2 separate regions of the Homo sapiens genome follow, and region 2 is linked to region 1. A link is an interaction called in ENCODE POLR2A ChIA-PET data of the cell type or tissue named here. Cell type or tissue: B cell. All regions are shown on one strand. Links, peaks and the distances in the headings refer to the core of each region. The heading gives the core; the rest is flanking DNA. Region 1 holds the start of SEPTIN8 (septin 8). Region 2 has its middle 8.4 kb from the start of ZCCHC10.

Region 1 (15,689 bases), core at 6,433-10,432:
CCTCCCTCCCGCGAGTGAATTATGAAAGCCTTTAGTAAGTTGGCTGTCGGCAGGCTCAGGCCCAGTGAGACCCCTGCAGGGACCACCAGGGACATCAACCTTCTGAGGACCTGGACTGGAGCCCAAATAAACGCCCACTGGGCTGAGTCTGGAATCCCTCCAGCTCCTGGCGAATGGCTGCCGCAGACCCGACCACTGAGGCCTGACCTGCCTGGAGTCGCACCCAGGATTCCGGCGTGGGGAGCGGGGCAGAGGGGAGCGGGGGAGGAAGGAAAAGCAGGCCAAGGGTCTTCAGGACTCAAGTCTGCAACTGTCCTGGGCTCGTGTGGGAGACTCTCTCGGATCCTGGGGCCTCCATCCTCCCCGGCTGTACCTATCCCGCAGCACCTGTGCGGCTAGGACTCTTCCCCAAGTGTGCAGAAAGAAACACCCTGGGCGATAGGGTCCGGAGTGTCCCGGACCCTCACCTGCGGCCCCGCGGGCGCCACTCTATCTTCGCACCTGCCCGGAGCCAGGCGGGTCTTTGCTCCTTCCCGCGAAAGGGGTTAGCCTTGCCTGCGCCCCAGGAAGCGACCCCGACCAGCCGCCCGGCAAGGCAGGCCGCCCGACGCTCCGGGACCCCCCGATAGCGCGGCCGAGAGCCCGCGCCGGGGTCCTCGAGCTGGCCCGGTGTCGAGGCCCGGCCGTGAGGCGCTGACAGCCCGCTTCGCGCCCCCCGCCAGCTGCAGGGCGGCCCCTCCTGCGCCCCGCGCCTCCCGCGCGCGCCGTGGCCCAGCGGGGCCCTCACCGAGAAGCGCTCCAGGTCGGTGGCCGCCATGGCGAGCTCCGCACCGGGCGGGTGGGCTGGGACGAGCGCAGGGGCAGCGACAGGGACCAGCCGGCTGCGGGACGCGCTCCGCCCGGGCGGCTGCGGCTGAATGGATCCAATATGGCCACTTCCTGGAAACTCCCCTTGGCGGCGGCGGCGGGAGAAGCCGCGGAGCCGCCCCTGCCCCCGCCCGCGGGACCGGCCTCCCCGCCCGGCCCGGCCACGAGCGCAGCCGGAGCCCCGCCGCTTGGACGGCCGGGGGTCTCCGCGGCGAGGCGGGAGGTGCCAGCTGCGGGGACTGCTGGGACTTGTAGTCCGCGCGTTGGGGGACCGGGACGGCAGTGTCGGGGGGCTCGGGGCTGGTGCCCGGCGGGCCTCTGCGTGTCCCCTGGAGCCTGGGGCCGAGCCTAGGTGAGAGTCTCCTGGGTCCGCGCGCTGGAAAGCCTTTCCCGTAAGGGGGAAGTGGGGCACGGCGTGCGCCCTAGAGATCTCCCCCACCAAGCCGTCTCCACCCGCTGGAGCCTGCAAATGTGCTGGGACCACCAACCAGAGTGTGGACAAGCTGCGGGAGACCCGTCGGATCCGGGAGAGGCCGCGGCAGCCTAGTCTGCGGGTGTCTTGGGCCCCACCTGATGCTCCGGCCGGAGCTAAGGCGGGAACCCCGGCGGGACCCGCGCGTCCGGCCAGGCGGCCTTCCCGGGCAAGGGACCAGCCTTCGGCTCCTTGTGCAACCAACGAGCAGGATGCGCAGTTTAGGCTGGGATTCCTGCAATAGAAAAGCGGAGCTCGACGGTCAAGGCGTCAGATTGCAAGTGTCCATCACCCTGCCTGTCCCAAGGGCTTGGGACAACGTCTTAATGGTTCCACCATTGTGCAAAGAGGATGACCACTCCCAGTGCGTGCACGTTCTCTCCGCTAATGTCACTGCTCAAAACGTTCAGAAAATTAACACTTACGCCAGGGTCGGAGGCCTCAGGAGGTTCTGTATCCTTCTCACTGACAATCTATACAAAAGCAGCTCCCAAATCCTCTGAAACCCCGTTTCTTTCTCTTCCCTCTGCCTTTCTCTCTGCTCTTTCTGGGAATGTGGCAAGGTTTGCCCCCTACCCCCCACTGGCCTCATCCCAGGTTGGTCCACCCTCCACACACACCCCTCACCCCAGTATGCTGAGAAGCAACCTGACCTGTTTCTCCTACTCAGAAACTTGTGCTGACTGGAGGTGCCTAAAGACCACGTTCGACTTAGCACACCTGGCTTAAGAGGAGCCCCCTCTCTGCTGTTTGACCTTGTCACCCTGATTTGGCTTTCCCCTCCTCACTCTCCCAGGCAAACTGTAGCTTGTCCCCAAGGTGGACTGACTTCCCGCTGGACCTTCCTGACAATGTTTTCACTTTGCTCCTCTCTCTATGTTGCTGTTTCCCATGCTGTATTAAAGTTATCTACAAGAAATAGAGCAGAGCAGTGGTTAGGGTAGCTGGATCTATGGCAAACCTTCCTGGTGGAATCCTGCTAGCTTTTTAACCTTAGCTAGGCAAGTTACTTAACTATGCCTCCCTTCCCTGGTCCTAAAAATGAGAACAAGTATAGCACCTATGTTACAGGATTAAATAACATAAGTAAAGGGCTTTAAGTTGTACTTAAAATATAATATTAAATAAAATCTCCCTCTCTAGACTACAAGGGCCTTAATCTCAGAGCCCAGAGAATGTGTGGTCAATACTGAATTGATCATCCTAGACTGTATCTACTGTTTCCTTTTTCTTTCCCTATAACTAACAAGAAATCACGACCAACTGCCATCCGTATGGCAGTTCTGCATTACAACTCTCTGGGACTAGCCCTAAATTATCTTCAAAATGGTCTTTTATCTCTAATCGGAAATATTTCAAAACATGTACTTCTTACAGTCCTGGCCAGTGGCTATGAGAAGGAAAAGCTCAGAGTACAGGTGACTTCCTTCTTTTGGGATATATTCACTCTGCTCTGTAGGAGTAAACAGGAGAATTTCCTCCTATTCCACAATGCCGAAATTTCTCTCATTTTATGCTGCTGCTGGTCAGAACTTATAAAAGAGTGAGAATTATCTATGAGGGCTCAAAAGGTGAATATAACGATCATTTCTCACATGGCAAAGTGTTATTTCTTATGGCAGCATTTCTGAGTGTTTCGTATACACCTAGAGGTTAGTTCATAGATTTTACCACAAAAAGATTGGTCTCACCGTCAAATAACTGGGGAATGCTGAGTTCCATACACAGACAGGGTTCTGTAGAAGTCCTCAGCTTTTGATCAGCTAATATGCATTTTCTGTGCAAAAGAAAGGGGAATATACAGCTCTACCCACACTTTGTTGCCCCTTGTCTCTACCCTGCATACATACCCAGCACCACACTGAACTTGAACATGACAAGACTTCGCTTCAGGAAATGCTGCCCTCCAGGCCTCTTGCTTGTCTTTTACTTTTGTTTATACTTTCTTTTGTCATGTAGAAGTTTAAATTTTTGATGTTGTCAAGTGTACTTGTTATTTTATTTATTATTTTTACTTTGGCTTCTAAAAATAAAGACCCTTCCCTAACTTCACAAAGATATTGTGTTTGTGAGAAAAGAATAAATTTTCTTTAAAAACTTTTTTTTAACTCCTTCACATCTAGGCAATTTGTGTATGTGTATGCCAAACCAGTTGTTTCATCTTTCCCCTCTGATGTACAATGCAAATGGTATCACAGACGACATTTCTGTATGTGTGTGCAGGTTGTGCATCAGTTAGGATTATGTTCAGCTGCTTCAACAAGATAGAAATGTCTTCCTTTCTTACATTGTCCAGGTAGGTAGTCCAGGGCTTATGTGACTCTCTACGCACACTTTCTTCTTGTTGCTTGGCCTTACGTGGTCTTGCTCTCATGGTCCAATATGGTGATATCTGCATTCCAGGCAGCAAGAGGCAATGATAGTAATACAGTGCAAATGAGCCAACTCTCAGAGGATTCCAGAAGCTGCCATGTGGCACTTCTGCTTACATGCTATTGGCCAGAGCTGGAAAATGGGGTCTTTATTCTGGCTATCATGTGCACAGCTAAAAAGTCCATAAAATGTTAGAGGAGAGCAGATGTTGGGAGGCTGCAGCCATCTCTGCCAAGTCTGTTTCTGGACTATCCGTTCCAGTGAGATGCCTGAAAATCTTTTTTTCTAATACTATGAAATTTTTGTTTATTAGAAAATTAAAATATAAAAAATGACAAGCAAGAAAATAATCAGCCATACACCAACAGAATCAGCCACAGATAATTTCTTAGCCTTCCACCCCTTTTAAAGAAAAATTTCATGTTTTTAAGTGATATATGTACATTTTAAATAATTTGAATACAGAGAATATTAAATTATCCCAATCCCACCACTCAGAAATCACCATCATGAACACTACATTTATATCATTCCAGAAAACTTTCTATGTATATTTACTGATAGGAGGAAAGATAATAGAGATACTTTATAGGAATCTGGGCCATAATACAGATGCTATTTAAATTAAAAGTACTTAATTTTACTTGAATTTAAAAGAAGACAAAGAAGTTGAAACTGAAGAAAGAGTTGAACTTCAAAGAATGTTTCTTGACCACAAGAGATATTACTTCCTAAAAGATACCTCTGAGGTTAAACAAAAATTGTAAAAAACACTGAGGTTAGAGTTATTTTCTTAAAATGCACATTTCAGTGACATATGAGTGTGTGTGTGTGTATGTGTGTTCAGTGTGTTCATTGCTTTGAAAAATTCGCTCTCATGATTCTTTCCATCTCTGACTGACCTGCTTCCTAAGTTTAGTTACATATTATTGTTACATTATCCATGTTTATAACACTCATATTCTGTTTTGTAAACATAACTTCATAGTTAGTTGATAAATATTCTGAATTAAAATGAATTCAATGGTCATCGTTAGTCTTCTTACCAAGGCTTTTTTTTCCATTTGCAAGTTCTTTATTTTTGTTCATCTCTTCATGGACTAAATTAATCGTTAAGCTGTTTTTCCAGGAAGTATTTTCGATGTTTAACAGTATCTGTCTGTGCCTCGATACTGGAACCATATCTTGGCTGGGTATAATATCCTTGAGTCTCATCTTTCCCACTGAATGTGGTAGGTTTTGCCTCTTTTTCTTCTGGGAAGAAGCCTGAGGCCAGCCTGAATTTTCCCCTTTATAGGAGACATTTTTTTCTGCTTGAATGCCTAAAGAAGTCACTCTTCATCTTTTTTTTAGGTTCAATAACTTAACTAAGATGTCTTAGTAGTAAACATTTCAAATCAAGCTTTTCTGGAATATAGTGTGTTCTTTCAATCTGCAGCTTTAGTTTTGAAATTTACCTGTTTGTTTCTCCATTAAAGGAATTCTCTTTTGGTTCTGTTTCTGGTTTTCCTTCTTCAGGGATTTTAATTAATTTTTATATCAGATCAGCTTTGTCTGTCTTTCATTTCTACTAATTCTAATTGCTTTAATCTCTTTGCCTAGTTTAGCTGCCCTAATTCAGTAATTTGAGTTTCAATGGGGCCCATTCTCTTTCTTGTTAGTTCTAATTTGTTTGTCTATAATAATATGTTTTTGTCCTCAACTTGTTGCCTTTCCATCCCATTCTTGTGTTCTAGCATCCTATCGTTGAGCCCCCACTTTATTAAATTCACATTCTTAAGTCATTTCATAATATGAAGCAGTTGCAAGAAATTCCTTAAGTTTTTTTAGGGGTGGGGAGGAGCCCTCATCTTTCGCTCTCTGTTTTTCCCCTTATTTATCATTAATATTTTGCTGCCATGTGTTTGCATCCATTTCTTTTCTTTCTGGTTTGGTGGCTCTGTCCAGACCTTCTTTATGCCACTGTAACACAGCAGCAGGGAGAAGAGCTTACTGACGTCTCCCCACTGTTTGAGACCCTATTTTTCCCTCTGAGCTAAGCAGAAGGCTGAGTATTTAGGTTCTCTACACTTTTTGGTAGTCTGGATGGGACAGCTGAGCTGAAGCAGCCTGTGGTCTTTGTTGGAATGCCTCAGCATGCTCCTGTCCTGAGAGCCTTTTTAATGTCCTGTACGGGCTCATGCCACCTAACTGGGGTGGAAAGCAGGACTCTATACACCTTTTCTGAGGAAGGGGCAGAACTCAGGATCAGTTTCCCCATGGGGAGTGTTGTTCTGGAGACTTTATTTCCATCAGCCAAGTCAGCTTGGTGGCTCGTGCTCCCTGCTTCCCCATCTCCCCCCGGCATGCTTTTTAATACAGCTCATTCAGAAGAGGAAGAAGACAGGGCATGACTCACATCTGCTTCCTTTCAGATTCAGGAGCCATAGGAAGAATGTTCAGGTTTTGGTCCATTTCTGGGCACTCGGGACAGGGTAGGGAGCAGAGACGTGTGGTGCCATTCCTTGCCACTCCAGAATCCTCTACGTCTTTCTTTAGATGTCAATTTGGAAGTTTATTGTGTTGGTTGCTGATAATAGATTTTACTCCCTTGTTTTATTTACTTTCTTTGATTTTGTTAGGAATTGAGAAAGAGAAGTTCTGTGGGGAAGCATTCATCCATAATCTGTAAGCAGCAGTGTCCCTACACATTTTTATTTTTATTATTTATCAATTTATTGAGACAGAGTCTCGCTCTGTTGCCCAGGCTGGAGTGCAGTGGCTTGAGCTCGGCTCACTGCAACCTCTGCCTCCCAGATTCAAGCAATTCTTCTGCCTCAGCCTCCCGAGTAGCTGGGATTACAGGCACCCGCCACCATGCCCAGCTAATTTTTGTATTTTTAATAGAGACGGGGTTTCACCATGTTCACCAGGCTGGTCTTGAGCTCCTGATCTCAAGTGATCTGCCCACCTTGGCCTCCCAAAGTGCTGGGATTACAGGCGTGAGCCACCATGCCTGGCTTTCTGCACATTTTTAAAGCAGCACATGTTACTTCTGGCTTTGAGGTCTGACTTGTCCCAATGACTGCCGAAACAATACAAAACAAGAACAGACTCGAAGAGCCTACTGAATTCCAAAGTCCCGAGATGTCTCAGCTGGCAGGCAAACTCTCCCATTTTGAAAACCAGAATTCTTAAAAGCCAGATTGAGGAATTACAGTCTCATGGCAGTGCTGCCAGGTTGAGGCCTAGATCAGGAGTCCTGGCCTGATGGAAAAGTTAGCCTAGAGAGAAGGAACAATTTTCTTATGCGTGCCAGAAAGATTGGCAAGAGTTTGTACTGAGGCTGGGTACAGGGAGCCATGTGGCACAGAAGGAACAGCCAGCAGAAAGCAGCCCTTCCCTGGCCTCATGGGTTTATAGCTGTCCTGTGCCTCGGAATTCCACAGTGTACCCTCATGCTGCAGGATGCCTCCCTGCCTTCTACCAGAGCATTTAGCATGGATGTCCTGGAGACAGAGCACCAGGGACACCTTGGAAAGCCCTGGAAATGAGAATCTCTGCCTTTTTTCATAGAAGAGGCACGCCTAGCCCATGAGTCCCTGGGTTCCCTGAGACAGTCCTGAATCCAGGGTTCTCAGGGATGCAGCCAGGTTTTGTGGAGCCTAAAGCTTGTGGGATTTGGAAGGCTTTCTTTTAGGAAAAGAATACACTGGCATGGCATGGTGGCTCACATGTGTAATCCCAGCACTTTGGGATGCCATGGTGGGAGGATTGCTTGAGCCCAGGGGTTCCAGACCAGCCTGGGCGACATAGTGAGACCCCCATCTCTATGAAAAATTAAAAACTTAGCCGGGTGTGGTGGCACAGGTCTGTAGCCCCAGCTACTTGGGAGGCTGAGGTGGGAGGATCACTTGAGCCCAGGAGATCCAGGCTGCAGCAAGCTGAGATTTCGCCGCTGCACTCCAGCCAGGGTGGCAAAGCGAGACCCCGTCTCAAAAAAAAATTTTTTTTTAATTTAAAAGAATACACAGTTATAAAGACAAAATTAGATATGGACGTAATTACTTATTTAGAATGAGAAAAGAACAGGACTTAGAAGGGACACAAGCAAGTGAGTGACCTGGAAATGTAAGCCTCAAGTTTCATGAGGTCCAGGGTGCCCTCAGGGAATGGGCCAGAGACACCCACAGGTCTCCAGTCCCTGAGTCCACAGGGATCCCTGCAGCAACTCTATGGTCCAGAACTGCCAGCAGGGGAGCAGACCCCACTCCAAGCCTGGCCCAGAGGGTCTAAGGACAGGGCATTGACAGCAGCTTTACAAGGAGCTCCACGAAACTTATTCAAAGATTCTGCCCATGGCCTCCCCTAGAACCCTGGGCCTCTCCCAGGTGGAAGCATTCTGCTCTTTTAACGTAGTTGTGGCCAAAAAGAATTCTCTGGGCCAGGTGCAGTGGCTCATACTTGTAATCCTAGCACTTTCAGAGGCCAAGGCAGAAAGATGGCTTGAGCCCAGGAGTTCTAGACCAGCCCAGAAGACATAAAGATATCTCATCTCTACTAAAAATTTTAAAAATTAGCTGGGTATAGTGGTGAACTCCTGTAGCCACAGCTACTCAAGAAGCTGAGGCAGGAGAATCACTTGAGCCTGAGAGATTGAAACAGAAGTGAGCTATGATCAAGCCACTGCACTCCAGCCTGGGTACAGGGTGAGACCCTGTCTCTTAAAAAAAAAAAAAAAAAAAAGGGGGGCCGGGCACGGTGATTCATGGATGTAATCCCAGCACTTCTGGAGGCTGAGGTAGGCAGATCACCTGAGATCGGGAGTTTGGGACCAGCTTGGCCAATATGGCAAAACCCCATCTCTACTAAAAATACAAAATTAGCTGGGCATGGTGGTGTGCACCTGTAATCCCAGCTACTCTGGAGGCTGAGGCAGGAGAATTGCTTGAACCTGGGAGGTGGAGGTTGCAGTGAGCATGGATCCCGCCACTGCACTCCAGCCTGGTGACAGAGTGAAACTCCATCTTAAAAAGAAAAAAAATTATCTGGAAAAAAAATATGTCAACTGTCCCGTAACCAAACAGCTACAATCTATAGAAGTGGAGGACTTCAAGATGCTCCCATTACAGAGAGGCCACCCAGCTCCAGCTCATATCACCATGGTCTCCATCTCTGCAGCCATGAACAGGTGGGATACAAGCAGGTGAGAGGAAGCCCCACATGGTGACACCACTAGGCAAAGATGAGGAAGTTAAAGTGTTTTGCTTTTTTGGAAAAATGTGACCTTCAGAGGGCATGAGGGAAGTGCAGAGAGAGAAAGAATGCTTCATGCTGTTTAAGGTGCTAGAAGAAGCCATCAGGAAAGGAGACAGTTAACTAAGGACAGGCAAATCAGCAAGGCAAGATTTAAAACGAGAGGGGTCTGCAGAGCAATGCTTTTCAAACTGGGTCAAAAGGGGCCATGGGGGACAAACACTCATCTGGTGGAGCTCTACAACCTCCCCAAACAGCGCCATCCCGCCTGCTTCATATATAAGGCTTTCATTTCAACAAAGGGTTTTTCCGCAGCTAAAAATAAGTCTGACAAACCACCTCTCTGGGGGAAATGTATTCAGACAGACAAAATGGGTCTGGAAAAGGCTGCTGCTGGGAGGAATCCAGGGAAACCACTGAGTCCGAGTTCAGACAGCTGAGAGGTAGAGTTTTACCTAGAACCAAGGGGCTGGCCAGGGAGATTGGAAGAAAGGATTCAAGGGAGCTAAGAGAAATTACTCTAAGTTGAATTAGAAGTAGAAATGACGGTAAATTCACAATAAAGAAAACACACACCACAAGGCTGAGGCCATCTGACTGGGGAATGAAAATGGAGAAAGCTAAGGACCTGATTAACATACAGAATCCAGTCTAGATGAACTCATGAACAAGAGGCCAAGGCCCAGCACTCATCTGCTTGGTTCATATCACCTGTTTATTAAGTGTTCCTTGCCTGCTGGGGTGGGGAGCAGGGGGGCTGGATTGTGAAGGAGTGGTAACCAGGCAGAAGCCTTTGGGGAAGTGGAAGAAGGTTGAACGGAATACACCTCCATTCACGGCAGAACTTCTGCTGCAGGACTTGGGACTTGTTGATCCAGGACCTAGCGCAGTATGGGTTATGGGACCCATACCCACAGGCAAGATGGTATGGTGGTCAGAATAGTGGCCCCCCACAAGACGTCCACTTCCTAATCCCCACAGCCTGTGAATATCTTACCTTACATGGCAAAGGGCATTTTGCAAATATGATTGAATTGAGGATTTTTAAATGGAGAGATTATCCCTGATTATTCAGGTGGGCCCAGTGAAATCCCAAGGGCCCTTGTAATAGGGCTGCGCTATAATAGGGAAGCAGAAGAGTCGGAGAAGGAGATGTGATGAGAGAAGCAGAGATCAGAGTGATGCAGCCACCAGCCAAGGAATTTGGGCAGCTTCTAGACCGGAAAATGGCAAGGAAACGAATTCTACCCTACAGCCTCTAGAAGGAGCATAGTCCTGCCAATACCCCGATTTCAGCCCAGGAAGACTGTGGGACTGCTGACCTCCAGAACTGTAAGACAATGAATTTGTGCTGTTTTAAGCCACAACGTTTGTGGCAGCAATAGAACCCTAATACAAATGGCACTGTGTCTAAGGGTGTGCTCTCTGAACTCAGTTGTCTGAATTCTAATTCCAGGGCCATCACTTGCCAGCTGAGGGATCTCAGGTAAGTAAACTTATATTCTGTGCTCAGTTTCCTCATGTGCAAAATGAGGATAATAATAATTTCTGCCTCATATGGTTATTGTGAGGATTACATGTGAAGTGCTTAAAACTATTTCTGACACAGAGGAAGCTTTTCAATAAATGTTAACTGCTGCTAATATTATTATTATAATAAATTACCATCACAAGATTTATTTCCACCACCCTGCTTTCACCTTCCCAACCCTGGACCCAGAAATGAAGCTTGATCAGAAGATGAAGGACAAGTTCAATGTCACAGCTGTTAAGACTAGGCACCAGCATCCATCATTCACTCACTCAACAAAGTATTTGTTGAGTGTCTGTTATGTGCCAGCCACTGGTTCAGATGTGGAAGACACAGGAAGAGAGGAAAGGGGACAAAAGTCTTCTTCCTTGCATTGCTCTTCCTTTCATCAAGGAAGAAAATCTTTCCAGATCCCCCACTAAAAATGCCCCCTGAGATCTCAGTGACCAGAACTGAGTCATTTGACCACACAGAATATAAAGGATTGCCAAAGGTTGGCCTGGACTAATGGAATGTGTGTTGGCTGTATTACTGAGAATATTTAAATTTACTGTAGCAGGCAAGAAAAAACAAAAAACAGTAGGCAAAATTCAAAAGCTGTGTTAAGAATAGATGGTAAGTTGGTAACTTGAGAGACACGCTAGACATAGAATACATGAAACATATGGGTGTCAGGCTTAGATTTAAAAGGATAGAACACACAAGAGTATTACTTGGAGATAGAAAGGGATGGAAACCCCCAGTTATAAGGCAAGGATCATGCTAATTCCAGATGGACAACTGTCATCCTCAAATTGGTCCCCTTAGAGACTCCCACTTTGATCCCATCCTGGTCCCTCCTGTACTCTTTCCCAGCTGCTTGGCAGGTAAATTATATGCTATGGGTCTAGCCAGTGTATTTGCCCCTAGGCTTCTTTGATAAAGCCTGTTAGCTCTAGGCACCTTGTTTGCTGAGCCCCTTTGTTCAACCTTAACTCTTGTTTTCTTTTATCTTTCTCACTTTACTTATTTATTTATTTTTTTTCAGACAGGGTTTCCATCAGTCGCCCAGGCTGGGGTGCGGTGATGTGATCACAGCTCACTGCTGCAGACTCGACCTCCTGGGCTTAATCAATCCTCCCTTCTCAGCCTTCCAAGTAGCTGGGACTACAGGTGTGTGCACCAGGCCTGGCTAATTTGTATCTTTTTGGTAGAGAGGAAGTTTCACCATGTTGCCTAGGCTGGTCTCTAACTCCTGGGCCCAAGCAGTCCTCCCACCTCGGCCTGCCAAAGTGCTGGGATAACAGGTGTGAGCCACCGCACCCAGCTAACTCTTATTTTCTTGTTTTCATAATCACATTGTCAGTGTGGACAGATAATGGGGGAGAGGGAGAGAGAGAGAGAGAGAGAGAGAGAGAGAGAGAGAGAGAGAGAGAGAGAGAGAGACAGGGGTTGGGGGGAATATAGAGGGATAGTATGTGAACCCTGGAACACAGGATTCAGGCAGTATGCTCCCTCCAACTTGCTTACCCCATACCCTAACTGGGTTAACCTACCCCACCTCTTTCCCCTAGCTTCTCACTGTACGCTTTAAATTGGATCAATAAGCAGGGTGACTTAAGTATCTTAAATTGGTCTGTGAGTCTTTCTGTTCATGATCTCCAGACAGCTTACCTGACAGGGTACTTGGAAGCTACATTGCATTAAGATAATTTCCCACATGACAAAACAATGATTTGCCTCTAGGGCTGGGCACATTGCTATCTGAAAAAACTGGAGTCTGTTAGAAAAGAAAGAGAATGGCTGTTGGGTAGGTGCCTGAAGGCACAAGAGTTCACTTAGTCTGGCCTTCTGACTCCAGGTCAGGCAGGCTGAGTTCATTTTAGATAAAGGAAAGTGTCTGTTTTTCTGGTGAATTATGGATTTGGGGCCTGTAGAATTTGTTCTTATCTGTGAAGTCCCACTTGGAGGGGAGGGGAAGGGCTGGCTCACTTCTCAGGATCCTGCTGGCCCAGGTTATGACTATAGAAGTTCCTCAACAATTGAACACTGGGGTCATTTACACAACAAAGATTTACTGAGCGCTTACAGTGTGCCATGGGCATGAAGGTAAAGAAGGCATGGATGCTGCCTGCCAGAGTTCAGAGTTCAACAGGCAAGCACACATAAAAAGTATTAATTAAAATAATACACAGACCAACTTGACCACCCCTTTAAGAAATCTGCCCTCAGTCAAGCAAAATATGCTAAGAATAAGATAAAAGGGCAAAATACCAGCGTTACAAAGCCCAAATCCTGAGCCACCTGGTACCAGCAGCCTGCTCCGGTCTCTCACTGCCAACTTTTACCTAGTTCTTCCTTGTTCTCACCTCACTCACCTTGCCCGCCCAGGGTGACATTCCTTTAGTTTTCTGCTGGCCTCCAGAACCCTGTGTCTTGGCCATCCCCATTGTTCTTGCTCTCCTTGCCTCAGCAATCCTACTGAAGGCATACTGGTGGACACCTGATGGCTCAACCTGGCTCTCACCCTCCCAGTGTGTGCTCTGCTAGAGCAAATGCTTCGCCCCCAGCCCAGGCTGTCTTGGTGGGACCCAGACCATCACAAATCAGGAAGCACACTGCCCTGGTACCCCCTGCCAGGGATCCAGGGGAGAATGAGAGGAGGGAGATCGTCCCTGGAGATGACATTTGGGCTGAGGCTTAAATACTAATTTGCTCTGGTCAGCAGCAGTTTCAAACACAAACGATGAGCCCACCCAAGGCAAAGACACTCTCCAGGAATGAAGCCAGGGCCTTGGGGAGCTACATTAGCTCTTCCAGGCCACCACTGAGAGAATGACAGCAGGTCAACTCACATTACACGAAATCCATCTGCTTTCTCGGCATGCTCCTGAGCTGCCCAGAGTTTCATGAGAAAAAAAAAGTATCACCAGCCCTGGTGCCTGACAGCACTACATCCTGATGCTTCCCTGCTCAGCAGGCCTCCCAGAGCTGCCTGGAAATCCTGCACTTGTTTCTGGCCACCATCCTGTCCCTTCTCCACAGCAGCAGCCCCAAATATTAACCACTCTCCCTGCCTCCAGCCCCCTTCACATTCAGCTGATGCTTTGTCCTCTTTTTTTTTTTTTTTTTTTCTGAGACAGTCTCACTCTGTCGCCCAGGCTAGAAGGCAGTGACACGATCTCAGCTCACTGCACCCTCTGCCTCCTGGGTTGAAGCAATTATCCTGCCTCAGCCTCCTGAGTAGCTGGGATTAAAGGCACCCACCATCACGCCTAGCTAATTTTTAGTAGAGATGCGATTTCGCCATGTTGGCCAGACTGGTCTCGAACCCCTGACCTCAAATGATCCTCCTGCCTCAGCCTCCCAAAGTGCTGGGATTAGAGGTGTGAGCCACTGCACCCGGCCTTGATCTCTTTTATTACAAAGAAAACCTATTTATTGGTTCAAAAAAACATTAAAGACCTACTGTGTGCTAGCACCAGGGGGATAAATCAGGTGTGGTTCTTGCCCTCACAGTATAGTGGGAATTCAGAAAAGTACAGATGGTCATGATACCAGGACAAGCTGGCTACTCTGTAACTGAAGCCGCTGGGCACTGGCCAGCCTCCAAAGCCCTTCCCCAGCCCTCACCCAGCCAAGTGCCAACAGCTCTGCCTGGACAACCTTCCCTCTGGGCTCCAAGAAGTGCCCAACTCTTTCCCTGGGCATTCCCTTTAACAGTCTTAGTGATTTTTTTTTCTATTTGCCACATCTTAATAACTCTCTCTCCTCCTTCAGTTACCCTCTTATCTGGCCAACACCATCAAGTATCCTCCATCTAAAAAAGTCTGGAGTCCTCCTCCCCTGATGGGTCCTCCTTATCTCTCCTTCCCTTTCCTGTCCTAATCGAAACAGTTATTTACTTTCAACTCTCTCATGTAAGATGCTTGTCAGTTATCAGTTGTCAGTTTTCTTTTGTCTCCACAACTCCAAGGAAACTGTTTTTGTTGAGGTCACAAATAACCTCTTCATCCTGGCTTTTTTCTTTCTTTCTTTTTTTTTTTTTTTTTTGAGACAGGGTCTCACTCTGTCACACAGGCTATAGTTTAGTGGGGCAATCATAGCTCACTGCAGCCTCAGCCTCAATCTCCTGACCTCCTAGGCTCAAGCAATCCTCCTACCTCAGCCTCTTGAGTAGCTAGGACCACAGGTGCATGCCACCACATTCAGCTAATTTTAAAAAAATTTTATAGGCGAGGCATAGTGGCTCACATCTATAATCCCAGCACTTTGGATGGCCAAGGTGGGTGATCACTTGAGCCCATGAGTTTGAGACCAGCCTGGGCAACACAGTGAGACCCCACCTCTCTAAAAAAAAAAAAAAAAAAGAAAAATTAGCCAGGTGTGGTGGCACGTACCTGTAGTCCCAGCTTACTCGGGAGGCTGAGGTGGGAAGATTGCTTGAACTCAGGAGGTTGAGGTTGCAGTGAGCTAGAATTGTACCACCGCATTCCAGCCTGGGCAACAGAGCAAGACCCTGTCTCAAAAAAAAAAAAAAAAAAAAAAGTCACCTTCTCAGTGAGGCCTTCCCTGCCACCCTATGTGAAATCTCAACCCTCCCTGCACTTCATATCTTTTTTCTTTGCTTTATTTTTTTCTCCTTACCACTTTCACCTTTTTTCTTTTTTTTCTTTTTCTTTTTCTTTTTTTTTTTTTTAACAGAGTCTTGCTCTGGAGTGCAATGGTACGATCTCGGCTCACTGCAGCCTTCGCCTCCCAGGTTCAAGTGATTCTCCTGCCTCAGCCTCCTGAGTAGCTGGAATTACAGGCACACATCACATGCCCAGTTAATTTTGGTATTTTTAGTAGAGACAGGGTTTCACCATGTTGGCCAAGCTGGTAGCAAACTCCTGACCTCAGGTGATCTGCCCGCCTTTGCCTCCCAAAGTTCTGGGATGACAGGTGTGAGCCACTGTGCCCGGCCACCACTTGTCACCTTCTAATGTACCGTGTATTTCATTTATTTATCTTATTTCTGTCTTCCCTACTATATTGTGAGCTCCATGAGGACAGAGATTTTGCTGTTTTGCTCACTAATAAATTCCCAGGGCCTAGAACAGTGCCCAGCACTAGCAGGCCCTCAATAAACATAAGGCAAATGAATGAAGTTGCTGGGTTTATTTAGAAAACCTCATGCATGGACTTTCCTCCTTGTCAGTACATACAGCTCTTCCTCATGTGTCCCGCAGG
Region 2 (15,689 bases), core at 6,754-10,753, 250 kb after region 1:
TAGCTGCACCTACATCTAATGTCAGCTCACGGAGCTATTATTCTCTTAAAACCCACGTTCTCTGAAATATATATAATTTTCTGAAGTGTGTGTGTGTTTCTGGGTCATCCATATTTTTTCCTTTTTTTTTTAATTTGAGACAGAGTCTCGCTGTGTCGCCAGGCTGGAGTGCAGTGGCGCGATCTCGGCTCAGTGCAACCTCTGGGTCCCTGGTTCAAGAGATTCTCTTGTCTCACACTCCCGAATAGCTGGGATGACAAGCACGCGCCACCATGCCCAGCTAATTTTTGTATTTTTACTAGAGACAGGGTTTCACCATGTTGGCCAGGATGGTCTCGATCTCCTGACCTCATAATCCGCCCGCCTCGGCCTCCTAAAGTGCTGGGATTACAGGCGTGAGCCACCGCGCCCAGCCATATTTTTTCAATTAATAATTAACACTTAAAATGTTTTAGGAGCTGAGGACAGAGCATTTGAACAAATAAAATCCGTGTACACATGGAACTTTCTACAGACAATGAATGAAGACTATTCTCATGGGCATAAGTACTCTAACGAAAAATATTTCAGAGTAAGGGATTAAAGAGTGATTAGGAGTTAGGGAAGGTGATGATGTGACCTTTGAGCACAACTTGTTCTTCAAAAAAATAGGCTCTTACATGTTGTGTTCTCCAGCTTGATTTTTTCATTCCTCAGTGTACTTATGAAAATGTTTTCCCGGCCAGGCGCAGTGGCTCACGCCTGTAATCCCAGCACTTTCGGAGGCCGAGAAGGGCGGATCACCTGAGGTTGGGAGTTCAAGGCCAGCTTGACCAACATGGAGAAACCCCATCTCTACTAAAAATACAAAAAAAATTAGCCGGGCGTGGTGGTGCATTCATGTAATCCCAGCTACTCGGGAGGCTGAGGCAAGAGATTCGCTTGAACTTGGGAAGCAGAGGTTGCAGTGAGCCGAGATCGCGCCATTGCACTCCAGCCTGGGCAACAAGAGTGAAACTCCATCTCAAAAACAAAAAAAGAAAAGAAAATATTTTCCCATGTCTGCACATACAGATCTAATTCATTCTTTTTATACATTATGTTATGGATTACATGGATATTCCCCAAGTATCCAGCCAGTACCCTATTGCTGAACAATTAGATCATTTACCACAACAACAGAAAGAGTAAATCCCCCGTGTTGCTATAAGATGACATCCTAGTAGGATTGCTGGGTCAAAGGACATGCACCCTGTTTTTCTTTTTTTTGAGACGGAGTCTACCTCTATTGCCCAGGCTGGAGTGCAGTGACACTATCTTGGCTCACTGCACCCTCCGCCTCCCGGGTTCAAGTGATTCCCCTGCCTCAGCCTCCCGAATAGCTGGGACTACAGGCGCCTGCCCCCGTGCCTGGCTAATTTTGGTATTTTTAGTAGAGACAGGGTTTCACCATGTCGGCCAAGCTGGTCTCAAACTCCTGACCTCAGGTGATCCGCCTGCCTTGGCCTCCCAAAGTGCTGGGATTACAGGCATGAGCCAACGCACCGGGATGGCGCTATTGTTTTTTTAAAAAATGTTTTTACCCTTTATGTTTTACCATTGGTTATTGTAACTATTCAGGAAACCTCGGTGCTGTAAATGGTAAAATTGGAATCTGGTACAAAAATCAAGTGTAGGTTTACCCTTCATATGCCTTGGCATAGAACAACAAGAACTCTTCTTCCAGTAGCATAAAAGAATTTAACTAACTTGGCTGGGCATGGTGTCTCACACCTGTGGAATGCAGTGACATGATCTTGGCTTGTGGATCACTTGATGTCAGGAGTTCAAGACCAGCCTGGCCAATATGGTGAAACCCCGTCTCTACTAAAAATACAAAAATTAGCCGTGAGTGGTGGTGCGTGCCTGTAATCCCAGATACTGGGGAGGCTGAGGCAGGAGAATTGCTTGAACCCAGGAGGCAGAAGTTGCAGTGAGCCGAGATTGCACCGCTGCACTCTAGCCTGGGTGACATAGCGAGACTTGTCTCAAAAAAAAAAGAATTACCCAGGCATGGTGGCACATGCCTGTAATCTCTGCTACTCAGGAGGCTGAGGCAGGAGAATCGCTTGAACCCAGGAGGCAGAGGGTGCAGTGAGCCAAGATTGTGTCACTGCATTCCACACTCTAGCCTGGGCGACGGAGCAAGATTCCATCTCAAAAAAAAAAGAAAGAAAAAGAAAAAGAATTTAACTAACTTGGCTAAATAAGGGAGTGGTTCAGAGCAGGGTGACCATTCATTTTGTAAAGAAGAGTGGCTATGCAAGGGGATTTGAGAGTGGCCATTCTGGGCCTCTGTGAGTAAGAAGCTCTGATTCTCCAAATGAAAACAGGATTGGCTCTTTCATCCACCTCTGGGCATGAGGGCATGAGTAGTGCCCGAAACTCCCCAGAATGAGGTGAGAGCTGCTTTCCTTAATTTATTTCCACTTTCCAAGAAGACCTAAAAACAAAATGCTCAATAGTTGTGTCATGTTTCCTTATCTTCAGATGAAGCTGCTTGGGTTCCTTAAAGTCCTCAGGCTTTGATGCAACACTTTGCTGTGACATAGATCATAAGGCTGTGTGATTGTGAGTCCAGGATTTGCTGGCTCCTCTGGTGATTTAAACTAGTCTGCAGTAGAAGAGAAGGAAATTGACATGCCAAGAGAAACAGAGATGAGAGACAGAAAAAGACCTACCTAGACTTGATTCGCTTTTCCTTCGATTATTTGGGGTTATCTCAGCTTCCTCAGTATATTCCTTTTTTTTTTTTTCCTACGAAGTCTCACTCTGTCACCCAGGCTGGAGTGCCCCAGCATGATCTTGGCTCACTGCAACCTCTGCCTCCCGGGTTCAAACAATTTTCATGCCCCAGCCTCCCAAGTAGCTGGGATTACAGGCATGCATCACCATGCCTGGCTAAATTTTTTGTATTTTTAGTAGAGATAGTATTTCACCATGATGGTCAGGCTGGTCTCAAACTCCTGGCCTGAAATGATCTGCCCGTCTTGGCCTCCCAAAGTGTTGGGTTTACAGGCGTGAGCCACTGCACCCAGCCTGCATTTCTTTTTTTATTAAGATAGTTCAAGTTAGGTTTCTCTTTCTTGACCCCAAAGGATCCTTGACTTTATCACCACAGGTAGGGTTTATCCTCATTTTACAAATAAAGGGACTGAGACTCAGGCATGTTAAGAGATTTGTCCAAGGCCCACAGCCTTGAGCTTTTTCCATTACACATCTATTTCTCCCTTCCAGCCAGTTTTGTTTGAGATAACACAGAACCAATTTCCTTATGTCAATTCAGATTCAATTGCAAGAAAAACAAAACAAAACTCTGGCCACATAAACAATGAATTTATTGGAAGTTTATTGGCTAGCTCATAGTATAGAAGTAATTGAACACCCAGGCCTTGCAAAGATCTTGAATCAGAAAAGTTCAGATCTCAGGACTGGGAACTTGTGTGCTTCCTCTTTAAACAATTGCCAGCAGATCATCAGGTTCAACCCCCTGCAGTATCTGTGTACCTAATATTGCCTCGGCTTGAGCTGAGGTCACACCACTGCACTCCAGCCTGGTAGACAGAGTAAGACTCTATCTCAAAAAGAAAAATACTAAATCAAGATTAAGTTTACATGGTGTGTAATGCAAAATAAAACAGTAATTATAATTTGTTTTATGAATAAGAATGGCAAGATAGCCTGTCTCCACAAAAAGCAAATATAGCTTAAGAACACTTTAGGGCCAGGCATGGTGGTTCATCCCGGTAATCCCAGCACTTTGGGAGGCTGAGGTGAGTGGATTGCTTGAGCCCAGGAATTTGAGACCAGCCTGGGCAAAATGGCAAAACTCTGTCTCTATCATATATATATATATATATATATATATATATATATATATATATATATATATATATATATGATAGAGCTATATTACATATATATAATTTTTAATTTGTTTTTATTTATTTAATTTTATTTTTGAGACAGTCTCACTCTGTCACCCAGGCTAGAATGCAGTGGTGCGATCACAGCTTACCGCAACCTCTGCTTCCCAGGTTCAAGCAATCCTCCCACCTCAGCCTCCCAAGTAGCTGGAACTGTAGGCATGTGCCACCATACCTGGCAAATCTGTGTGTGCATGTGTGTGTGTGTGCACGCCCAGGCTGCTCTTGAACTCTTGGGCTCAAGTAACCCACCAGTCTCAGCCTCCCAAAGTGCTGGGATCACATGCATATTAAAGCTTGCTGCAAATTTCCAAGTATTGCCAGCATTTGTAAATGTGTCCACTTTAGGTAATACAGTACACTTGTCCATTTATTATATGTTGGACCAGGATTATTTCTGTGACAAAATATTCATGTTCTGTCTCTGCATTTAAAAACTACTGTTTCTGGCCAGGCGCAGTGGCTCATGCCTGTAATCCCAGCACTTTGGGAGACGAGGCGAGCGGATCACCTGAGGTCGGGAGTTTGAGACCAGCCTGACCAATATGGAGAAACCCCATCTCTACTAAAAATACAAAATTAGCTGGGCATGGTGGCACATGCCTGTATTCCCAGCTACTTGGGAGGCTGAGGCAGGAGAATCGCTTGAACTCAGGAGGCAGAGGTTGCGGTGAGCAGAGATTGTGCCACTGCACTCCAGCCTGGGCAACAAGAGCAAAACTCCATCTCAAACAAACAAACAAACAAACAAACAAACAGTTTCTTTTCCATTTTCTCCAATGAAATTTTATTAGCAGTCACTTAAAAATCGATGTTCTGGCTGGGCGCGGTGGCTCACGCCTGTAATCTCAGCACTTTGGGAGGCCGAGGTGGGCGGATCACTTGAGGTCAGGAGATCAAGACCATCCTGGCTAACACAGTGAAACCCCATCTCTACTAAAAACACAAACAATTAGCCGGGCGTGTTGGCAGCTGCCTGTAATCCCAGCTACTCGGGAGGCTGAGGCAGGAGAATGGCTTTAACCTGGGAGACGGAGCTTGCAGTGAGCCGAGATGGTGCCACTGCACTCCAGCCTGGGAGACAGAGCAAGACTCTGTCTCAAAAAAAAAAAAAAAAAAAAAAAAAAAAATCGATGTTCTGAAGGGCTATTTTTTTAAATTTTAATTTAATTTAATTTTTTTTGAGATGGAGTCTTGCTCGGTCGCCTAGGCTGGAGAGCAGTGGCGCGATCTTGGCTCACTGCAACCTCAGCCTCCCGGGTTCAAGCGATCAAGCAATTCTCCTACCTCAGCCTCCTGAGTAGCTGGGAATACTAAAGAGCAGTGGTGCATTCATAGCTCACTGTAGCCTCGACCTCCTGGGCTCAAGCCATCCTCCAGCCTCAGCCTCCTGAATAGCTGGGATTACAGGCATGTGCCACCATGCTTGGCTAATTAAAAATTTTTTAGGGAGGGGGATAGAGACAGGGTCTTGCAGGTTCACGACCACATAGGCTGGTCTTGAACTCCTGGACTCAAGTGATCGTCCTGCCTCAGCCTCCCGAGTAGCTAGGACTACAGGTGCTCACCACCAGATCCAGCTAAAGGGCTTTTCATCATTGATAAACCCTCAAAGTATATTTTAATCCCTGGCATTTTTATGTGAACATACCTACTGCACTGCATCATGAATTTTATATGTGGTAGACTGATTCGTTAGGGCTCCTCAAATTGCAGGTGAACCAAAATCCATGAAAAAAAAGTGTATTTAAAGGATGGGAAGATACTGCAAGACGCCAGAGCAGGGAAACTAAGCACCTCAGCCCAGAACCAAGGATGTGATGCCTTTTGTCAAGACAAACTAGCCTCTGCTTTCCTCCAAGTAGTGATCTATTTCCTTCAGGCCTCTCTGGCTGAAAGTATGGCCACTGAAACCTTGGGAACACATTCTTATGATTCCACAGCCTGTCAAAGACAAAACCCAAGCAAATAAGGAAATTGATTTTATTCAGGCTGTTGTGATAGGGCAAGCACCTTAGATCTGAAGGTCAGACTCTTGACAGGGTATGTTTGTCCGACACTTATAGGGAGGAGTCGGTAATTCACAGGTGGGGTGTTTTATAGTTGGAATTGTTTTTGTGATCAAGCTGAATCTCAATCAGCTGAACAGGAAATATCTCTATGGCTAGCTAGTCTCAGAGGGACAAACAGTTCCCCTTATGAGACAAATAATGCAAATTTGGAGAGTCTGTGTCTGGTCTTGCCATAAGTAAACAGTGGTATCATCAGTGGTCTTATCTAAGTCCTATCCAGAAGAGTGATTCTTTGTAGTAAGCTGGGACAAAGAGTGTGTGTGTCAGCGTGGGGGTGAGGGGGGTTGGGGGGGCAGGTGGTTCTTAACCATCTCAGTTTTCCAGAAGTGTAGGACTTACACAGAGTTCAATGTTATGAAAACAGGAGAAAGACTATTCCACCAGCTGAGACACTCTGAAGAGAGCGCCATGTGCTTGGTCACATGTTTATCTGCTTATCTCTCCTTCAAATCATTGTGGTCCAGTGAGAGGAGGTGCTGTGAATAATTCAGCTTGTGTTATGCCCACTCCTATTGTTAGCATAGTAGAGAGAAGGGGGCCCGGGAAGATCAAGAAAAATCACCACCACAGTGGGCAAACTGTCAGAATTTAATTCCAGTGGAACTTAATTTGAAAACTTTTTCTTTTTCTTTCTTTTTTTTTTTTTTTTTGAGACAGAGTTTTGCTCCTGTTGCCCAGGCTGGAGTGCAATGGCATGATCTCAGCTCACCGCAACCTCCACCTCCCGGGTTCAAGTGATTCTCCTGCCTCAGCCTCCCAAGTAGCTGGGATTACAGGCATGCATCACCACGCCCGGCTAATTTTTTGTATTTTTAGTAGAGACGGGGTTTCTCCATGTTGGTCAGGCTGGTCTCGAACTCCTGACCTCAGGTGATCCGCCTGCCTTGGCCTCCCAAAGTTCTGAGATTACAGGTGTGAGCCACCATGCCTGGCCGAAAACTTTTTCTTATAGCAGAAAAAGACACAAACCTTTGTTCAAAATTAGATACAAAAATAGATAAAATTAGATAGTGGCACTGTAATGATGCTCCTAAGTTACCATGAATCTTTTTCTTGACCTTTAGACAGTCCAAGAAGTCTCACGTGACATCCCACGTTTCCTTCCTCATTCAAATCGCCCCTCCCTCTTTCAAATCTCAATTCTATAAAATTGAGATGGCAAGGCCAGGCGTGGTGGTTCACGCTTGTAATCCCAGCACTTTGGGAGGCCGAGGCAGGCAGATTACCTGAGGAGGCGGGCGGATCACCTGAGGTCGGGAGTTAGAGACCAGCCTGACCAACACGGAGAAATCCTGTCTCCACTAAAAATACAAAATTAGCCGGGGGTGGTGGCACATGCCTGTAATCCCAGATATCCAGGAGGCTGAGGCAGGAGAATCGCTTGAACCTGGGAGGCGGAGGTTGTGGTGAGCCGAGATCATGCCATTGCAATCCAGCCTGGGTAACAACAGCAAAACTCCGTCTCAAAAAAAAAAAAAAAAAATGAGACGGCAAATGTTAAGAAGCGTTGGTAATATTTCAAGTTACTCTGTTTTTGACAATTCTTTTGGCGGTACTTCCTAATTTCCCATCCTACCTCAAGGTGTAATTTGGCTTAATGTGAGCTAGAGGTCACAGAAATCCCTGTTCCAGAGATCCCTGTTCCCAACACCTAAGAGCTTTAAAGCCTCAAGATATCTGAATCAGTAAGGTGGGAAAACAGCCTATTGCAATAATGCTCCAGGGAAATTGGATTCCTTGGGCCAAAATAAGCAAATATAGACAGGAAGTCTTAGAGCTTAAGAAACACAGAAGAGTTTTTAAATCCTCACCTTTCCATTCCAACCAGCGAAAATGCAAACAGGGAAAAAGAGCTCAGAAATCTCTTCTTGTGAATAATTGGATTTCCAACCAGTAGTTAATTGGGCTTAATGTAATCACAGGTTATTCAATCAGGCTGCTATTGGTGAAATCTACGTGGTTTTCTTTTTTTGACCCTTAAAATTGTAACCCAGGTGTTACCTAGGGGCTTTGTTGAACTTGGAGAACTAGGTAATCTTGGCTACAACATCTAGGGTCTAAGGTAGTTGAAAGACGACTCTATACTTTTAGTGGTTTAATTTCACGTAGGCTTCACTGTCTCTGTTCCTGCTCCAGGTCACATCTGAATAAGAGGCTGCATCTCATTTGTGGGTGCTCACTAGAAATCCCACTGCACCAAGCATCTCATGATTTTATTGAAGGCTTGTGGGCTGCAGTAAAGGGTTGTCACATGCCAGATGATGTGACCACTGTCTCTCTGGCTCTCAATGACTTTCCTCACTTCCTCTCTGATCAGGACCCCTTCCAAAATCCCACAGTCCCTACATATTGCCTTGTGAAACTCCCTGGAAAGTTATGTAAATAAGTGTCCCCTCCCCTATATAATTTAACTCAAAGCCCACCCAGGCCTATTTGGATTCCTCTGCTCACTGGTACTCTGGTACCAACTTTTCCTCTAATTACATCAACACTGTGAGATATCTTTTAGGGTATTTTTTTTTTTTTTTTTTTTTTGAGATGGAGTCTGGCTCTGTCGACCAGGCTGGAATGCAGTGGCGTGATCTCAGCTCACTGCAAGCTCCACCTCCCAGGTTCATGCCATTCTCCTGCCTCAGCCTCCCAAGTAGCTGGGACTACAGGCGACCACCACCACGCCTGGCTAATTTTTCTATTTTTAGTAGAGATGGGGTTTTACCATGTTAGCCAGGATGGTCTCGATCTCCTGACCTTGTGACCTGCCTGCCTCGGCCTCCCAAAGTGCTGGGATTGCAGGCGTGAGCCATGGCACCCAGCCAGGGTATTTTCTTTTTTTTAGATGGAGTCTTGCTCTGTTGCCCAGGCTGGAGTGCAGTGGTGCGATCTCCTCTCACCGCAACCTCCACCTCCCAGGTTCAAGAAATTCTTCTGCCTTAGCCTCCCAAGTAGCTAGGATTACAGGCACGTGTCACCATGCCTGGCTAATTTTTGTATTATTAATAGAGATGGGGTTTCACCATGTTGCCAGGCTGGTCTTGAACTCCTGACCTCAAGTGATCCACCCGCCTCAGCCTCCCAAAGTGCTGGGATTACAGGCATGAGCCACCACGCCTGGCCATTTTAGTGTATCTTTCTAGTTCCTGATGATAGTTCTCTAAAAACTGGATGTTGGTGACCCTGTACCCCTAGCCACACTTGACTGAACTAGTTTGACTGATCTGAGCTGGGTCAATCAAGTCCTCTTACCTGAGAATTTTATGTTAGAACTAACGGTCTTTACTTTTCATCCCTGTGTAGGGCTGGTCCTGAAGCATGTATATTCAGAGCTGAGGGGCAGCCAGTGTCTGGAGAGAGAGAAATCTGGTCTACAGAGAAAGAAGGCTGAGGCAGGTGGATCACTTGAAGTCCGGAGTTCAAGACCAGCCTGGTTAAAATGGTAAAACCCTGTCTCTATTAAAAATACAGGGCCAGGCGTGGTAGCTCATACCTGTAATCCCAGCACTTCGGGAGGCCAAGGCGGGCAGATCATGAGGTCAGAAGTTCGAGATCAGCCTGGCCAGCATGGTGAAACCCTGTTTCTACTAAAAATACAAAAAATTAGCCAGGCATCATGGCACATGCTTGTAGTCTCAGCTACTTGGGAGGCTGAGTCAGGAGAATTGCCTGAACCCAGCAGGCGGAGGTTGCAGTAAGCTGAGATTGCGCCACTGCACTCCAGTCTGGGCAACAGAGTGAGACTCCACCTCAAAAAAAAAAAAAAAAAAAAAAAAAAAATTAGCCGAGCATGTTTGCACATGCCTGTAGTCCCAGCTACTTAGGAGCCTGAGGTGGGAGGATCTCTTGAACCCAGGAGGTGGAGATTGCAGTGAGCTGAAATGGCACCACTGCACTCCAGCCTGGGTGACAGAGCGAGACTCTGTCTCCAAAAATAATAATAATAAATAAATAAAAATAAATGTTTTTTGTAGAGACAGGGTCTCACTATATTGCCCAGGCTGGTCTCAAACTCCGGGGCTCAAGTGATCTGCCCACCCAGACCTTCCAAAGTGCTGGGATTACAGGTGTGAGCCACCGTGTCCGGCAACCATCACTACTACCTGTTTCCAGAACTTTTTCATTATCCCAAATAGAAACTCTGTATTCACTTAAAAATGATTCCCCAATCTGGCTGGGCACAGTGGCTCATGCCTGTAATCCTAGCACTTTGGGAGGCCGAGGCTGGCAGATCACAAGGTCAGGAGTTGGAGACCAGCCTGACCAACATAGTGAAACCCCATCTCTACTTAAAATACAAAAATTAGCTGGGCATGGTAGTGGGCGCCTGTAATCCCAGCTACTCAGGAGGCTGAGGCAGGATAATTGCTTGAACCTGGGAGGCGGAGGTTGCAGTGAGCCAAGATGGTGCCACTGCACTCCAGCCTGGGTGACAGAGCAAGACTCTGTCTCAAAACAAACAAAAACCCCATCCATTCTGCTTAGCCCCTGGTAACCTCTATTTTACATTCTGTCTCTGTGAGTTTGCTTATTCTAGGTACCTTATATAAGTGTAATCATATCCTATTTGTCCTTTTGGGTCTGGCTTATTTCACTTAGCATAATAATTTCAAAGTTCAGCCAGGTGGTGGTTCACACCCGTAATCCCAGCACTTTGGCAGGCCAAGGCAGGTGGACTGCTTGAGCCCAGGAGTTTGAGACCAGCCTAGGCAACATGGCAAAACCCTGTCTCTACAAAAAATATAAAAATTAGCGAAGTGTGGTGGCATAAGCCTGTAGTCCCAGCTACTCAGGAGGCTGAGATGGGAGGATCACTTGAGCCTGGGAGGTGGAGGTCTCAGCAAGCTGAGATTGTGCCACTGCACTCCAGCCTGGGTGACACAGTGAGACCCTATCTCAAAAAAACAAACAAACAAAAAAACAAAATAATGTTTTCAAGGTTTATTCATGTTCTAGCATTTATCTGGATTTCATTCCTTTTTATAGCTCAATAATGTTCCATGTATGGCTGGGCATGGTGGCTCCCACCTGTAATCTCAGCACTTTGGGAGGCCGAGGTGAGTGGATCACCTGAGGTCAGGAGTTCGAGACCAGCCTGGCCAACCAACATGGTGAAACCCCGTCTCTATTAAAAATACAAAATTAGCCGGGCGTGGTGGTGGGTGCCTGTAATTCCAGCTATTTGGGAGGCTGAGGTAGGAGAATTGCTTGAACCCAGGAGGCAGAGGCAGAGGTTGTAGTGAGCAGAGATCGTGCCATTGCACTCCAGCCTGGGCAATAAGAGCGAGACTCTGTCTCAAAAAAAAAAAAAAAAAAAAAAGAGTCTATGTATATAGCACATTTTGTTTACTCATCTGTTGAGGGACATGGGTTGCTTCCATCTTTTGGCTATTGTGAATAATGCTGCTATAAACATTGGTGCGCAAGTATCTGTTTGAGTCTTTGCTTTCAATTCCTTTGGGTATACAGGCACTTGTGAGTGGAACTGCTGGCTCATAGGTAATACTATGCTTGGCTCTTTGAGGACAAAGTATAATTTTTATTTTTTTGTTTGTATTTTATTAAGGAAATGTCTGAATCATAAAAGTATAAGTTTTAAAAAGTTATGAACATGCAAATATATAGTGAGGGTATGTCAGTGATTTATTTAACTGACTCATGAGACAGCCAGCAGGAGAACAAAGCTGATTCAATAGAGAATTCAAGAGACTCGTGAAAGAAAGAATGCTGAAGTTAGATTTCAAAATTAGATATAAAACTTGTTATTCTACAGAGCATAAAAACATACTTTTGGAGAATATTTTATCTTTTTCTTTCTTTTTTTTTGAGACGGAGTCTCACTCTGTAGTCCAAGCTGGAGTGCAGTGGCATCATCTCAGCTCACTGCAGCCTCCATCTCCCAGGCTCAAGTGATTCTTGTGTCTCAGCCTCCCAACTAGCTGGGACTATAGGCACGCACCACCATGCCTGGCTAATTTTTTGTATTTTAGTAGAGACGGGGTGTCACCATGTTGCCCAGGATGGTCTCAAGCTCCTGAGCTCAGGCTATCCACCTATCTCGGCCTCCCAAAGTTATGGGTTAACAGGCATGAGCCACTGTGCCCAGCCTTTTTTTTTTTGAGACAGAGTCTTGCTCTGTCGCCCAGGCTGGAGTGGAGTGGCACTATCTTGGCTCATTGCAACCTCCACCTCCCGGGTTTAAGCGATTCTCCTGCCTCAGCCTTCTGAGTAGCTGGGATAACAGGTGCTTGCCACCATGCCCAGCTAATTTTTATATATTTTTTTTTAGTAGAGATGGGGTTTCACCATGTTGGCCAGGCTGGTCTCGAACTCCTGACCTCAAGTGATCCCCCTGCCTTGGCCTCCCAAAATGATGGGATTACAGGCGCAAGCCACCACTCCTGGCGGGGAATATTTTTTTCTACCAGACACAAATAATTTACATCTCAGCTGGACATGGTGGGTGAGTTATGCTTATAATATTAGTACTTTGGGAGGATGCGGCAGGCGGATTCCTTGAGCCCAGGAGTTTGAGACCAGCATGGGCAAGATGAAGAAATCCTGTCTCTGCAAAAAAATAAATAAATTAATTAACCGAGCATAGTGGCATGAGCCTGTAGTCCCAGTTACTCGGGAAGATGAAGCAGGAGGATTGCTTGAGCCTGAGAGGTGGAGGCAAAAAAGAAAAGAAAAAAAAAAGAAATAATTAATATCTCTACCATACAAAAATTATTTGCTGCCAGGTGCGGTGGCTTACGCCTGTAATCCCAACACTTTGGGAGGCCGAGGCGGGTGGATCACAAGGTCAGGAGATCGAGACCATCCTGGCTAACACAGTGAAACCCCGTCTCTACTAAAAATACAAAAATTAGCTGGGTGTGGTGGCGGGCGCCTGTAGTCCCAGCTACTTGGGAGGCTGAGGCAGGAGAATGGTATGAACCCGGGACACGGAGCTTGCAGTGAGCCAAGATCGCGCCACTGCACTCCATCCAGCCTGGGTGACAGAGCGAGACTCCATCTCAAAAAAAAAAAAAAAAAGAAAAAAATTATTTTCAATTTATCAGTCTTCTATAAGTTAACATCTAATTTTATAGTCCGAGCCTTAATCAGTAGAAAACAGCAAGTCAAACAGTTACATTTTCTTTGAGAAGCACATGCCTATTAGATGGACTTATTAGACAACGATTTAGTATGATATTGAAAGGTCAAGCAAGCCAGGCGCGGTGGCTTATGCCTGTAATCCCAGCACTTTGGGAGGCCGAGGCAGATCACCTGAGGTCAGGAGTTCGAGACCAGCCTGACCAACATGGAGAAACCCCGTCTCTACTAAAAATACAAAATTAGCCGGGTGTAGTGGTGCATGCCTGTAATAACAGCTACTCGGGAGGCTGAGGCAGGAGAATCGCTTGAACCCGGGAGGCAGAAGTTGAGGTGAGCTGAGATTGCGTCATTGCACTCCAGCCTGGGCAACAAGAGCAAAACTCTGTCTCAAAAAAAAAAAAGAACTTCCATTGAAAGTCCTAGAAAAATACACTAACTTAAGGAAGTTGAAAGCAAAGCAAATGCTGAGTGATTGTGTGTGTGTGTGTGTGTGTGTGTGTGTGTGTGTGTGTGTGTGTCTAGGTGGGGAGAGATAGAATCAGCAAACCTGTGTACTCAGAGAAGGCAAATAAATGAAATCCTTGACTTCAGTGGTTCTCAAAAGAGGAGGCCTGGTTCTTTTATGTACGTTTCCCTTTAATTGCCACTTTTCTTTTTCTTTTCTTTTCTTTTCTTTTTTTTTTGAGATGGAGTCTTGCTGTGTCGCCCAGGCTGGAGTGCAGTGGCATGATTTTGGCTCACTGCAACCTCCGCCTTCCAGGTTCAAGCAATTCTCCTGTCTCAGCCTCCTGAGTAGCTGGGATTACAGGCGCCTGCCACCACGCCTGGCTAATTTTTTGTGTTTTAGTAGAGACAGGATTTCACCATCTTGCCCATGCTGGTCTCGAGCTCCTGAGCTCAGGCAATCCACCTGCCTCGGCCTCCCAAAGTGCTAGGATTACAGGCATGAGCCACCTCACCCAGCCACCATTTTTCACTCTTGCGCTTCTTAGGCCATATTCCTTGAACTGAGGCTGCACCTCCTCCTCTTCATCCTTGCATGCAGTGAGGTCTCAGGAACAGGCATGCAGGGGCCTGCCTACACTAGGAAAAGAATGGCCTGTTTCTGGGAATGATCTCCCAGAAGTTCAAGATGTGAGTTTATGGGATTTTAACTGCCAGGCAGAAGTGTTAAGAGCAGCCTTCCAAAACCAGCCAGGGACCACAGGTCTTCATTCTTTGTTTTCTGATCTGTCCCTTCCTTCTCCAATCTTCTTAATTTATCCCCTCCTCCCTAGGTCAGGCACGCAGGCATTGTCTCTCCCTATGTTACATGTGCCTGCATGCCCACACACCCACAATTGGGCTTGTAACTTTAAGTTCATAGTACCTTTGCAATCTGGCTTGCAACTTCATATTCAAAGTCCCTTTGAAGCTACTCCATGTACCCACTGAATACTGAGTTAAGATTTGACCAAATCAGACCCAAACAAATGAAGAGTAATGATGCACCTAGAGGAAAGTTTGGTTGGTCCAGGTACCCTGTATTCTATAGTTAGGCTATGGTATTCAGAGTCCTATCTTTTGATTCCTTCTTATCTTCTCATGGTGTGTGTGGGTTTTTGTTTTATTATTTTTATTTATTATTATTATTTTTGAGACGGAGTCTCACTCTGTCACCAGGCTGGAGTGCAGTGGCATGATTGTTTTATTATTTTTAGGTGGTTTCACTTCATCTCCCAGGCTGGAGTGTAGTGGCATGAACAGGGTTCACTGCAGCCTCCATCTACTGGGCTCAAGCAATCCTCCTGTCTCAGCTTCCAAAAGTGTTGGGATTGCAGGCATGAGTCACTGTGCCCAACCTCCTGGTGGTTTTGAATTAAAACAGCAACCTGATTTGGCCTATGGTAGGATCTCTAGAGGGATTCAATATGCTGCCACATAACTTTCCATTCCTTTAAAAGGGTTCTGTTATTAATGTTAAATTATTTTCGCCACTCTCCAAAAACAAGCCTACCCTAATGGATTAGATAGTGCACAGTCAGCCCCTTCAACAGAACAGTAAAGTTGGTAAGGTTTGTCTGCCTTTGCCCCTTTGAGCCTTCCTTCTTGTGCATGTGACTGTATTACATACTTCTTCCTAAACTCCCCTCATTTCTGTGGTTATCATTTGTCTTCATTCACGGGGAGATCTCAGACTGTTACTTTGTCTCCTAACCTTGGAAAGGAATTTTACTTTGAGAGAGGATGCCCTTGGAAAGAACATGAGAGAGAAGCCCTAATGGAGATATTTCAGGTACTATTCTAAAACTGCTAAAAGTGACTTTTTAATTTTATGTATGTGTGTGTGTGTGTATGTATGTATGTATGTATTGAGACGTAGTCTTGATCTGTCGCCCAGGCTGGAGTGCAGTGGCGCAATCTCGGCTCACTGCAACCTCCGCCTCCCGGGTTCAAGCGATTCTCCTGCCTCAGCCTCCTGAGTAGCTGGGACTACAGGGGCGCACCACCACTCCTGGCTAATTATTTTGTATTTTTAGTAGAGACGGGGTTTCACCATGTTAGCCAGGCTGGTCTCGAACTCCTGACCCCAGGCAATCTG

What was found. Peaks named below come from ENCODE experiments on the same cell type or tissue, not always from the same donor. Only the 100,000 strongest peaks of a DNase experiment are listed, where the experiment ranks them.
Region 2: POLR2A ChIA-PET joins it to region 1 with 9 read pairs; 2 of 35 experiments call an interaction of 5 or more read pairs at or near these places.

Annotation. Positions count from the first base shown.
Region 1 is chr5:132,776,321-132,792,009 of GRCh38, forward strand. It overlaps SEPTIN8 (septin 8), which reads right to left and starts at 919. Exons shown (of 10, transcript NM_001098811.2): 1 at 788-919. The coding sequence starts at 817. RefSeq lists silencers at 690-1,099, 1,190-1,239. In B cell, for the core only: no CTCF peak of the experiment used is centred there; no DNase peak of the experiment used is centred there; H3K27me3 peaks cover 1,833 bases.
Region 2 is chr5:133,027,153-133,042,841 of GRCh38, forward strand. No RefSeq gene overlaps it. Among named protein-coding and RNA genes, the nearest start is that of ZCCHC10, 8.4 kb to the left of the region's middle. In B cell, for the core only: no CTCF peak of the experiment used is centred there; a DNase peak (open chromatin) is centred at 8,269; H3K4me3 peaks cover 1,214 bases; H3K27ac peaks cover 1,582 bases.